Regions from separate parts of the Mus musculus genome. Here regions 2 and 3 are each linked to region 1. A link is a contact called in ENCODE POLR2A ChIA-PET data. All regions are on one chromosome and are shown on one strand. The core of a region is the stretch at or near the end of the contact, and the rest is flanking DNA. Distances in the headings are between cores, read along the strand shown.

Region 1 (3,430 bases), core at 558-3,057:
TTCCTCTACCTGCGTTCTCCCTGTCTGGAGCACTGTGCTGGACCCCCGGACAAGCACAGGAAACACTCCAGGCCTCTCCTAGATAGACCAGGCTTCTTCTTAGGATGCTGGTTAAATGGTAACACATGCTATTGAGAACCTAGCTCCCACGGGAGGAGATGGGATAAAGGAGAGGAGATGGGTTACACAGCGGAAGAGGAGGCAAAGTGGAAACAGAAGGAAAAAGCAATTTATCAAGAGTCGCCTCGAGAAGGCTTGGAAGGAAAGCAGCTGGGCCACCACTGCCCCCGGCTCCTCATAGCAGGCTGGGTTCCTCCACTTCCCACTTGTTCTGGAATCCTTCTCCCCCAAGAAGAGTGGGCAGGTGGTCACGTCGGGACTTCTGTCTGGGCCAGGCAAGAGGCTGTTTTCTCAGCTGTTGGTCACATCTGTGCAATATGAGGGGGAGGGTGCCCCAGGCCTTTGGAATGCGCTTCAGGGAGCTGAGAAGCCTTGACACAGAGAGGGGCTGGTGGTCTGCGGTGGCTCACACTGCCTTCCTTCACTATGGTTGCTAGGAACCTTCTGGTGGGGAGAGAGCATGTGTTGGGCACCTTCTGATTGACAACTGCATAGTGAAGGGCACAGGGAGTCACCCTAGAGAGGGGTTGCCATTCAAAGAGTGAGGAGCAGCTACAGTGGGTATTGGCCTGCGGGCCTTTCAAGGGGGCTGTGCTAGGAGGTCTCAGAATTCCATCCATCCTGCCTGTCTGGACAGGGAAGTCTAGGACTTGTGCTTGCTCTGAGCAAGGACTCCTGAATACAGTTGTCCTTGCCCCCACCCCTTTCCTGAAGGTCTCTTGCCATCCTAAGTACCTCCTAGGGCTTGGTTTTACCAGGGACAGGGTGGGCGTGTTGGTGACCCTCCTCACCTGGAACTTTTCAGTGGCCTGCAGCCGGTCCTGCCAGCGGCCTTCCAATCTCTGTTCCAGCGCCTCTCTGCGCTCCTGGAGGCTGTCGCGATCAGCCTGCAGCTGCTGCACCTCTAAGCGACTCTCCCGAGCGCCCCGCACGGCTTGGCCCAGACGCTCGCGGGCCTGGCCCAGCGAGCTCTCCATGTGAGCCACGCGCTCCTGGTAGTCACGCACCGCCCCGCGCCACACTTCGCCTAGGCGCCTGGCCAGCTCCTCGACTTCAGGGGCCCGGATGGGGGATGCGTGGGCCGGCGCGGGGGGTCGGCGCGGCGTACAGGCGGCCTGGGCGTTCAGGTGCGCGCGCTCCTCCTCGTGCGACGCTCGCAGAGCCTCTAACTCGCGCTCCAGCTCGGCAGCCTGGGTGCTCAGCCAGCCCCGCGCATTCTTCTCCGCCTCGAGCGCGCGCCGGCTGCAGGCCGCCTCCTCGATGGTCCGCTCCCGGGCGAGCCGCACCTGCTGGCACCGGCCCGCCACGCTCTCCAGCTCTTCGGCAAGGTTGTCGCGCTGCACCTCAGCCTCGTGCTTCTCCCGCCAGCGCTGATCGACGAGGACCCGCAGGGCTGCCAGCTCGTCGTCGGCTCGGGCTCGCCAGGAGGCGTCCCCGGACTGCGCCCGGAGTCCCCCAAGCTCGGCACTGAGCAGCTGGTTCTGCTCCTCCAGCGTCTTGACCCGGGTCAGGTAGGCCTCCAGGCGTCGATTGAGCTCCCACATCTGAAAAGATTCTTCCCCGACGCAACCCTCCATGTCGCTGGTCTGGCCCCCCGAGGGCAAGCGGACGTGGAGCACTAGAGAAGGGAGTGGCCCTTGGAGCTTTTAAGGGGGAGAAAGGGAGTAGCGGCGACAGTGACCCAGCGGAAGCGGAGGATTCCAGCAGCGAGCTGAAGCGAGGGTATTCATACTCCCGCCGGCCGGGCGGAAAAGGGGCGGTCCCTAGGCCTTAACCCTTTAGAGTTCAGTGCAACACACAGCCCGGGTCCCTGCATCATCCCAGCTCAGCAGAGAAGAATCAAATTGTAGCCTCGCCCTGGCGGGGATCCCGTCCGGTGCGGGTGATTTTCCGAAAGAGGCTTGAGATACAGCCAGACAGCCCAGAACACCCTAAGATGCACAGAACTGGGCCCCAGGACCTCCTTTCTCTACACTCTTACTCAAATCCTCTAGGACTCAGCTCCTCATTTATAAAATGGCTTGGTGTTGGAAACCTCGTGAACTGTTGGAAAAACGGACGGTGCAGTGTTTTGTGTATAACAGTAAATACTCACCCCCAAGAGAGGCAACATTGCGAAGAAACACTGCCCGAAGAAAGAGGAGCCCACTGGTACTGAGGGAAGTCTGCCAGTGCTCCGGAGGCTGAAGTAGGATTGACACCAGCCTGGGTAGTAAACACCACCACCACCCCTTTTCTTCAGATGGTTGGTATGGCTATGTAGATCAGGCAGGTCTCAGGGACGCTCCTGCCATAGCTTCCCCAGTGCTGGGATTAAATGCCTGTGCCAGTACCCCTGCCCAGTTAATGTTAGCAGACACAATGCCCAGTTCGTACCCGCAGAGGGACGTCCTACCCTACCCTACCCCGCACCAGGAAAAGGAGACTAGCAAGGGAAAGTTTTTCTCCTTTGAAGTTCGATCCCTCTTGTCATTTAGTGAAGAAGTTACGCGGCTCTCAAGAGAGCCCCCTGGTGGCTAAGCATGAAGTTTGGCGAAGAAAGAAATGAAGCTGTAGATTTTCTACAAGGGACCAATATTTCAGGCTCAAATATTTGAATGCTTGCTCCCCAGGTGGAGGACCTGTTTAAAAAGATTGGGGCCGGGCAGTGGTGGCACATGTCTTTAATCCCAGCACTTGGGAGGCAAAGGCAGGCGGATTTCTGAGTTCGAGACCAGCCTGGTCTACAGAGTGAGTTCCAGGACAGCCAGAGCTACACAGAGAAACCCTGTCTCAAAAATCCAAAAAAAAAAAAAAAAAAAAAAAAAGGATTGGGAGGAATGGCCTTGTTGGAGGAGGTGTGTCACTGGGGGCAGGCTTGTGCTTGTACATTGAGACCTGAGCTCTCAGCTGCTGTTCCAGTGCCATAACCGCCTGCCTGTTGCCATGCTCCCTACTGTGATGTTCAGGACCCGCATAGTGAGCTGAGGAGAGACTGGTTCCCACATGGCATACTGTGGCATGGTGCACCTGTACACACACACACACACACACACACCAATAATAAGAAGAACAATAATAAATCTAAATTCTTTAAAATAGCTGTTTGAGTCAATGACATGAGTTTCATCAAACTTTGTTCAGTGAGGCCAGTTTAATCCCTTTAACCCCAGCACGCAAGAGAAAGAATAAAGCCAATCTCTGAGTTTGAGGCCAGCCTCTACATAGCAAATGAGTTCTGGGCCACCCAGGATTACATAGTCAGATCCTGCCTTAAAAGAAAAAAAAAATAGGGGGCTGGAAAGACTGCTCAGTAATTAAGAGCACTGAC
Region 2 (3,812 bases), core at 380-2,879, 65 kb after region 1:
GTGAGCAAGGCTCAGGCAAGTAGGATTGAACACACTCCTTGGGATGGAGGGAGAGAGAGAGAATATGGAGGGCCACTTGAGTTTTCTCAAAGATCAAGGTGTCCTGACACCCTGAATAGGAACGAAGACAGCATGGAGCCTCAGAGTCGTACTGAGCCAGATGAACAGTCAGCCATACTGTAAAATTCACAAGGCAATCCTGCCTGAGACCCCTCCCTCCAGGCCTTTCTGCCCGAGGATTTCTTTTACACAAGTTCCACACCCTAAGGGGCTGAGTCATGCCCTCACTCGGTATCAAGGGCCCCCTCTACAATCGTTTTGAAAAATTCCCAGAAGCAACCCTCCCCCCAACACACACACACACACACACACACACACACACCTTTTCCTGGGAGGGAAGGTGATAAACACAGCAGGCTTTCTGCCCCACCCTCCCACCTGGCCAGGTGCTGGAATGGGGAAGGCCCTACTCTTGGCGGGTTCAAACAACCACATGGCTGACACCGGCCTCCCTGACTGGAGACGCTCACTAATGGGAAGCCGAGGAAACTCCAGCGTCCCACAATCCCCCACACCGCGCTAAGGTCGTCTGTACTGGATTTCCCAAAGCACACGGGGGCCCTGCTGCCTCCAGTTCCAAGTCTGAGCTGGAGGCATATGGAGGGATGTTCTTGTAGAGCTGGGGGCTAAATCGGTTATGGCAGAGTCACCAGGCCAGGCAAGACCATTTTTAAGTAAGTCGTCCCCAAACATTTCACGACCCTCCCAACTTCAGAGTTCCTACCAAAATGCTCCAAGAAAGTTTGTGAGTCGCCAACTCTACATCCACCTAACCCTCTGTGAACTGAGACCCCTCGCACCCGTTCGTCCAGCCAGAGAAACCTGAACTGGAGGCAACTATCAATGGAGACTCAGGGCTCAAGCGGGGCTCCGAGAAGGGGTTGGGATTCGCGGCGAAAGAAGCGACACACCATCGGGCCGCTCCCCCCCCCCCCCCCGCCACCGTGAGCCCGAAGCCTCGGCCGCTGTGACGGAGGGGTGAGGGCGAACTGAGCACGCGGCGCTGCCCGCCAGGTGCCGGCCGCGATCGCCTCCGTTATGTAAGCGGTGGTGGGCTCCCGCCAGCCAGAACAGGCCTGGCACCCCTGCCCCTACGCCCGCTCCGCGCTCGGCGGCCGTGCCCTCCCGAGCGTTATGCAACCCGCAGCAGGGCCCGCGACGGCCGCGCCACTCACCCGGGCCGGCCAGTGTGGGTATCCTTTCATCTTCGCAAACACCAGGTCTCCGCACTTGTACTCTTTCTGCCGGTTGGATCGCGACATGGCGGGGCCGCGGGCGCCCCGGGCTCCGCGCCGAGCCGGGAAGCGCGAGCCCAAGTTTGCGCGTGCGGCGGTTGCGGCGCCGCTGCGCTCCGGCCCTCGCGCGGCCCCCGCCTCGATGCCGGCCCCCGACGCGAGCTCCGGGGCAGCCACGGCGTCTGCGCCCGCGCGCCGCTCGGACAGGGCCGGGCGCGGTGGGCAACACACGGCTCCGGGAGCGCTAGCTCGTGTGGTTGTTTGTGTTTGAAATTCAATTGCTCCCTCCTCGGCGCGAGCGAGGCCGCTTCCTCCACCCCCCGCGGCCCACTCCTCCCCTCGCGCTCCCGCCCGCGGCGGTTCGATGCGCGCAGCCAATCGACGCCTACAGCCTGCCCCGGCCTCACACCCAACCTGGAGGCCGCCAGGCGGGGCTCAGAGGCACAGGCTTGAAGAGCCGAGTGCCGAGCGCGCCGAGCGGGCTTTGTGTGCGGGCGGGTGGTGGGTGCCAGCCCAAAAGGAGCTGGCGCCCGCTGGACAGGCTGCACGTGCCCCTCCCCGGGCTCCTCTGAATGCCCTGGCCAGGCGGGGCCTACTGTGGCCTGCCTTGCGCTCTGTCCCCCCTACCACGTGCCATGTCCCAACCCACGTATTTGCTCTGCGCCTCTGACTTCTAACTAGTTAGACCGCCAAGGCAAGAGGTGTACCCCACACACTCCACGTGCTTCTGTTGGTGGCGGTATAAGAGTTCGAGTCCTACCATTTCAGTCTACTCTAAATTAACAGCTGTATCTGGACTATCACCAATTACCCTCACTAGAATAAGGAGGTCCTAAACGATAAAGACAGTTGGATACCACTAAATCTAGTTTGGAGATATATAGTATTAATTTGAAGACTGTATTTGGCCTGGGTTATATTCTAAGGAATGATGTGCGCAAAACTTGATCTCAGATCTCAAACCAAACAAGATTTTGTTGTAATTACATCTCTGTGCAATGGGTTTTTTGTTGTTTATATCTAATTGTTTTATATCTTATTTTTATTGAGACAGTCTTTTTTTTTTATTTTTTTTTATTTTTCAAGACAGGGTTTCTCTGTGCAGTCCTGGCTGTCCTGGAACTCACTCTGACTGACCTCAAACTCAGAAATCCGCCTGCCTCTGCCTCCCAAGTGCTGGGATTACAGAAGTGTGCCACCACTGCCGGGGGAGACAGTCTTAGTATGTAGCCCTGGCTGGCTGGCCTGCATACTCTCTTTTTAAAGAGATTTGAAGGTTTCTGGTTTTTGTTTGTTTGTTTTTGGTTTTTCAAGGCAGGGTTTCTCTGTGTAGCCCTGGCTGTCCTGAAACTCATGTAGACCAGGCTGGCCTCAAACTCAGAGATCCACTTGCCTCTCCCTCTTAAACGGGTGCACCACCACTGCCCAGCAGATTTGAAGGTTTTTTTTAATATTTATTTATTCATTTATTATTTGTAAGACACTGTAGCTGTCTTCAGACACTCCAGAAGAGGGCCTCAGATTTCATTAGGGATGGTTGTGAGCCACCATGTATGAGTTCAAATGGTCCACAAACAGCTGGGATTTGAACTCAGGACCATTGGAAGAGCAGTAGGCACTCTTAACCACTGAGCCATCTCACCAGCTCAGATTTGAAGTTTTTATTTGTGTTTGTGAATGCATGCTACATGTGTGGTGTGCAGAAGAGAGTGTCAGATCCCCTGAGGCTGGAGTCGCAGGTCATTGTGAGCCCATTCACATGGGTTCAGGGAACTGAACTTGAGTCTCCTGGAAGAGCAGCAACTGACCACCTCTTCAACCCTAATCACAAATTCTTTAAAAAGTTTAATGATGCCTGGCGTGGTGGCACACGCCTTTAACCCCAGCACTCAGGAGGCAGAGGCAGGCAGATTTCTGAGTTCAAGGCCAGCCTGGTCTACAAAGTGAGTTCCAGGACAGCCAGGGCTATACAGAGAAACCCTGTCTCGAAAAACCAAAAAAAAAAAAAAAAAAAAGTTTAATGAGTTTTTTTTTGTGTCCTATAAGTATGAAATTTTACATGTTTTTAAACTCAAATCATGCACATTCCAATTTAATTAAAACTGAGGGTCCTACCCTCTTCTCCACTTGGCTAAAAGGTATCAGTAAGACTTCTAAGTTATTATTACTTTAGTGTAGAATAGAGTTTATTTAGGGCATGGGGAGGGGAGTTGAGGGGGTAGTAGAGACAGAGAAAGGCAGAGTGGGTAGAGGAGTAGCCATGAATACGGAGGAGGGGTGGCGGGGGGGGGGGGGCAGAGAGGAAGAGCAAGAGCAACTTCTAAATTCTTGATGGGGCTGAGAATGGAACTCGGGTGATAGAGCAGGAAAGAGGCCTTAGATTTGATCCTCAGCTTCTCTCTCTCTCTCTCTCTCTCTCTCTCTCTCTCACACACACACACACACACACACACACAAAGAAAGTTTTCTGCTGGCAGCAGCCCTCCCGGCCCCTCCCTCAATGGCCCATGCAGACAG
Region 3 (3,611 bases), core at 368-2,867, 72 kb before region 1:
GATGATTGCATGAAGCCCAAATGAAACGGAACTGTGAATACAGCAACACAAAAACGGGGTAAAGAAGTGGTCTTCTTGACCAAAGTGTGGACACTTAACCCCTTCCTAGAAATGGGAACAAAACACCCATGGAAGGAGCTACAGAGACAAAATTTGGAGCTGTGACAAAAAGATGAACCATCTAGTGATTGCCATATGCAGGGATCCATCCCATAATCAGCTTCCAAACGCTGACACCATTGCACACACTAGCAAAATTTTGCTGAAAGGACCCAGATATAGCTCTCTCTTGTGAGACTATGCCGGGGCCTAGCAAACACAGAAGTGGATGCTCACAGTCAGCTATTGGATGGATCACACGGCCCCCAATGCAGGAGCTAGAGATATTACCCAAGGAGCTAAAGGGATCTGCAACCCTATAGGTGGAACAACAATATGAACTAAGCAGTACTCCGGAGCTCTTGTCTCTAGCTGCATATGCATCAAAAGATGGCCTAGTCGGCCATCACTGGAAAGAGAGGCCCATTGGACTTGCCAACTTTAGATGTCCCAGTACAGGGGAACGCCAGGGCCAAAAAGGGGGAGTGGGTGGGTAGGGAATTGGGGGGGGTGGATATGGGGGACCTTTGGGATAGCATTGAAAATGTAAACGAGGAAAATACCTAATTAAAAAAAAATTAAAAAAAAAAAAGAAGTGGTCTTCTTGGATTTTTTTTGTTTTTGAGGGCTTACTAATTAGCCTGGCTAGCCTGGGTTACACTGGCCTGCCTCTCTCCCAGGTGCTACCTTGCTTCTTGAAATGGAAACAGAAGTAAAATTTAGATGCTGAGGTCACCATGCAAATACCACTTATTATAAATACCAAATTATTTCTGACTATTTTAACAGTAAGAATAATCATACCCCACACTTGTAGTGCATTGACTCACCACGAACCTGCTATTAACTGCTTCACATGGATTGTCTCATTGATGCCTGCCAACATCTTATAAGAAGGTATTACTTAGCCTTAATTTACAAAGAAGAAATCGAACACTGCTAATTCGAACACCAAACAACTGGCAAGTAGTGGATCCAGGATTGGTAGTGAAGCATTTCATGAGCAACTCACTGCTTTGTACCTTTACAGCTTCTTTCTTCTGCTGTAAGCCTTCCCCACATTCTATTTCTCATCACAGTAATTCAAAACCACACTTCCCGGAAGGCGGAGGCAAGCTTTATTTCCCAGCCCTTGAGAATCGTTCAGCGTTTCTGGACTGAAATGAGTGACACAGTAGGAATCGTTTTTTAACGCACTTGCAATGGGCCGGCGTGGGCAGACGCAGCCTGATCTGCGAAGGCTGCAAGTACACTGAGACGCGGTCTCCTTTCCAGCCAGTTTCCAGGGATGTCCAGAGCCACCCGTTTGCAGCAGCCTAGAGGACCAGCCGCCGCCTTTTCCTCCGGTTATAAATCCAAGCCCCGCAGCCACAGAGTCAGCAGGGTGGAACTACTCTCCGATCTTCGCCCTTGCTCCCGCCCCTGGGGAAAGCAAGCTCCTTACCGTCAGTGTACAGTCCTCTCCGTGGAAGCACGTGTGACACCCGACTTGGGTGCAGCCATCTTCCCGGAAGTGAACTTTGGCCCTTCTAGGATGCAGAAACCATAGAGACGTCCTGACAGTAGCCACTCCCCTGGATGTTTGCCACGGAAACTGAGTTCCAGGCTGGGTGCTAGTTTCCTTCCTGCAGTTGTTGGAAGCCAATGCGCCGCCCTAACCTCTGTTTCGGGTCCCCCACCCCCACCCCCACCCCCGACCCTATCCTGAGCTTTCCGGAGTTAGTGCCTCCCTTGAGGCAAGGACACTCAGGCTCTGCGTAGCGGGATCAGCACTGGTTGCACACTACCTTGTCCCTTTCGTACTGGGAACACAAGAACACTTAAGACTCGACCCTTAACTTGGAGGAGCATGTAGACTTGCTCCAAGAAGAGGAGACGAAAAGGGGTCCAGGGCACCGGAGCTGCAAGTACACCATTCCCACCAGCAGTTGTAGGCTTCTGCGGCCGGCCGGCCGCCCAAAAACAAGGGAAAAGAGCGTTTCATATTGCCTCCCCATATGGGAATAGCCATTTGCTTGTTATCTAGAACGCAATTACGGCAAAGGATATAATAAAGAAAATACACTGAGGGCAGAAGAGATAGCTAACCCATTAAGAGTGTTTCAGATTGAGTTCCCAGCACCCATATGGATTCCAGAGGATCCAACACCTTCTAACTTCTGAACTGCAGATGCATACATGCAGGCAACGCACACACACATATAAAATTACATCCTTAACAATTAATTAAAAAGAAAAGAAATTACAGTGGGGGATCTTCAAGAGCATCCAAGTCTAGTTACCAGTATCCATGTTGGGTGGTGACACATGCCTTTAATCCCAGCACTCGGGAGGCAGAGGCAGACGGATTTCTGAGTTCGAGGCCAGCCTGGTCTACAAAGTGAGTTCCAGGACAGCCACGGCTATACAGAGAAACCCTGTCTCGAAAAACAAAACAAAACAAAAACAACAACAAAAAAAGATGCACAGTATCCATGTTGGGTATTCACAGGTACCTGTAAACTCCAACTCCTGGGGACCCATGGCCTCTGCTGGTATCTATAAACATATACACAGGCCCACTCACAGAAACACATAATTAAAAATGAATCTTTAAAAAAGCAAAACAGAACAAAACAAAACAAAACCCATGATAGCAGAAACAGAGATGCAATGGGTGAATTCTGAAAATCATCCTACTACCCTGACCATGTCAAGAGAACGGGAGTCTTTTGTAACAAAAGAGTTATCTGGTCACATCTGTGTATCATTTGTGTGAGGCCCATATTAGGATAGTGTCTTAATTGTTGTGAAGGAACAACATGACCAAGGCAACTCTTCTAAGGAAAAAAAATTTAATTGGGGCTGGATTACAATTTCAGAGGTTCAGTTCATTATCATCGTGGTGGGAGGCATGGCAGCCTGCAGGCAGACATGGTGCTGGAGGAGCTGAGAGTTCTACATCTTAATCCAAAGGCAGGAGACAGGGACTGCCTTCTGCAGGCAGCCAGGAGGAGACTGGAATTCCACATTGAGCAGAGCTTAATCATGGGAGACACACACATCCTCTGCCAAGGCCACATCAATTCTAACAAGGCCACACCTCCTAATATTGCCATTCATTTTGGGCCAAACATTCAAACACATGATTCTATGGGGGCCAAACCTATTCAAATTCAAATCACCACAGGCAAATAGGAGCATCTCACTATCCTGCTAACCAATACATTTTTATAGCACCTCCTATAGTAGTTTGAGTACAAATGTCGCTAGGCTCTTATGTTTAAATTCTTGGTCCCCAGGTGGTGGAACTGTTGGGAAAGATTAGGAGGCATGGCCTTGATGGAGGAGCAGTGTCACTTTGAGGTTTCAAAATCCAATGTCATTCCCAATACTTTTCTCTCTGTCTTGTGCCTGTGGATCAGACATGAGCTCTCAGCTACTACTCCAGTGCTGTGTCTGCCTGTTTGCTTCTGTGCTCTTTCACGGTGGTCATGAACTCTAATCCAAAAAGGAATAGACAAGGCCAGCAT

Evidence for each region. ChIA-PET counts read pairs that join two places held with the same protein, here RNA polymerase II (POLR2A).
Region 2: POLR2A ChIA-PET joins it to region 1 with 53 read pairs in Patski. The contact joins the promoter of Hdgf here to the promoter of Nes in region 1. POLR2A ChIA-PET finds 5 or more read pairs at or near these places in 4 of 5 experiments (Patski and embryonic stem cell).
Region 3: POLR2A ChIA-PET joins it to region 1 with 13 read pairs in Patski. The contact joins the promoter of Gpatch4 here to the promoter of Nes in region 1. POLR2A ChIA-PET finds 5 or more read pairs at or near these places in 2 of 5 experiments (Patski and embryonic stem cell).

Annotation. Positions count from the first base shown.
Region 1 is chr3:87,969,470-87,972,899 of GRCm38, reverse strand. It overlaps Nes (nestin), which reads right to left and starts at 1,807. Exons shown (of 4, transcript NM_016701.3): 1 at 912-1,807. The coding sequence starts at 1,697.
Region 2 is chr3:87,904,138-87,907,949 of GRCm38, reverse strand. It overlaps Hdgf (heparin binding growth factor), which reads right to left and starts at 1,629. Exons shown (of 6, transcript NM_008231.4): 1 at 1,236-1,629. The coding sequence starts at 1,322.
Region 3 is chr3:88,041,112-88,044,722 of GRCm38, reverse strand. Gpatch4 (G patch domain containing 4) reads right to left here and starts at 1,617. Exons shown (of 8, transcript NM_001110809.2): 1 at 1,544-1,617.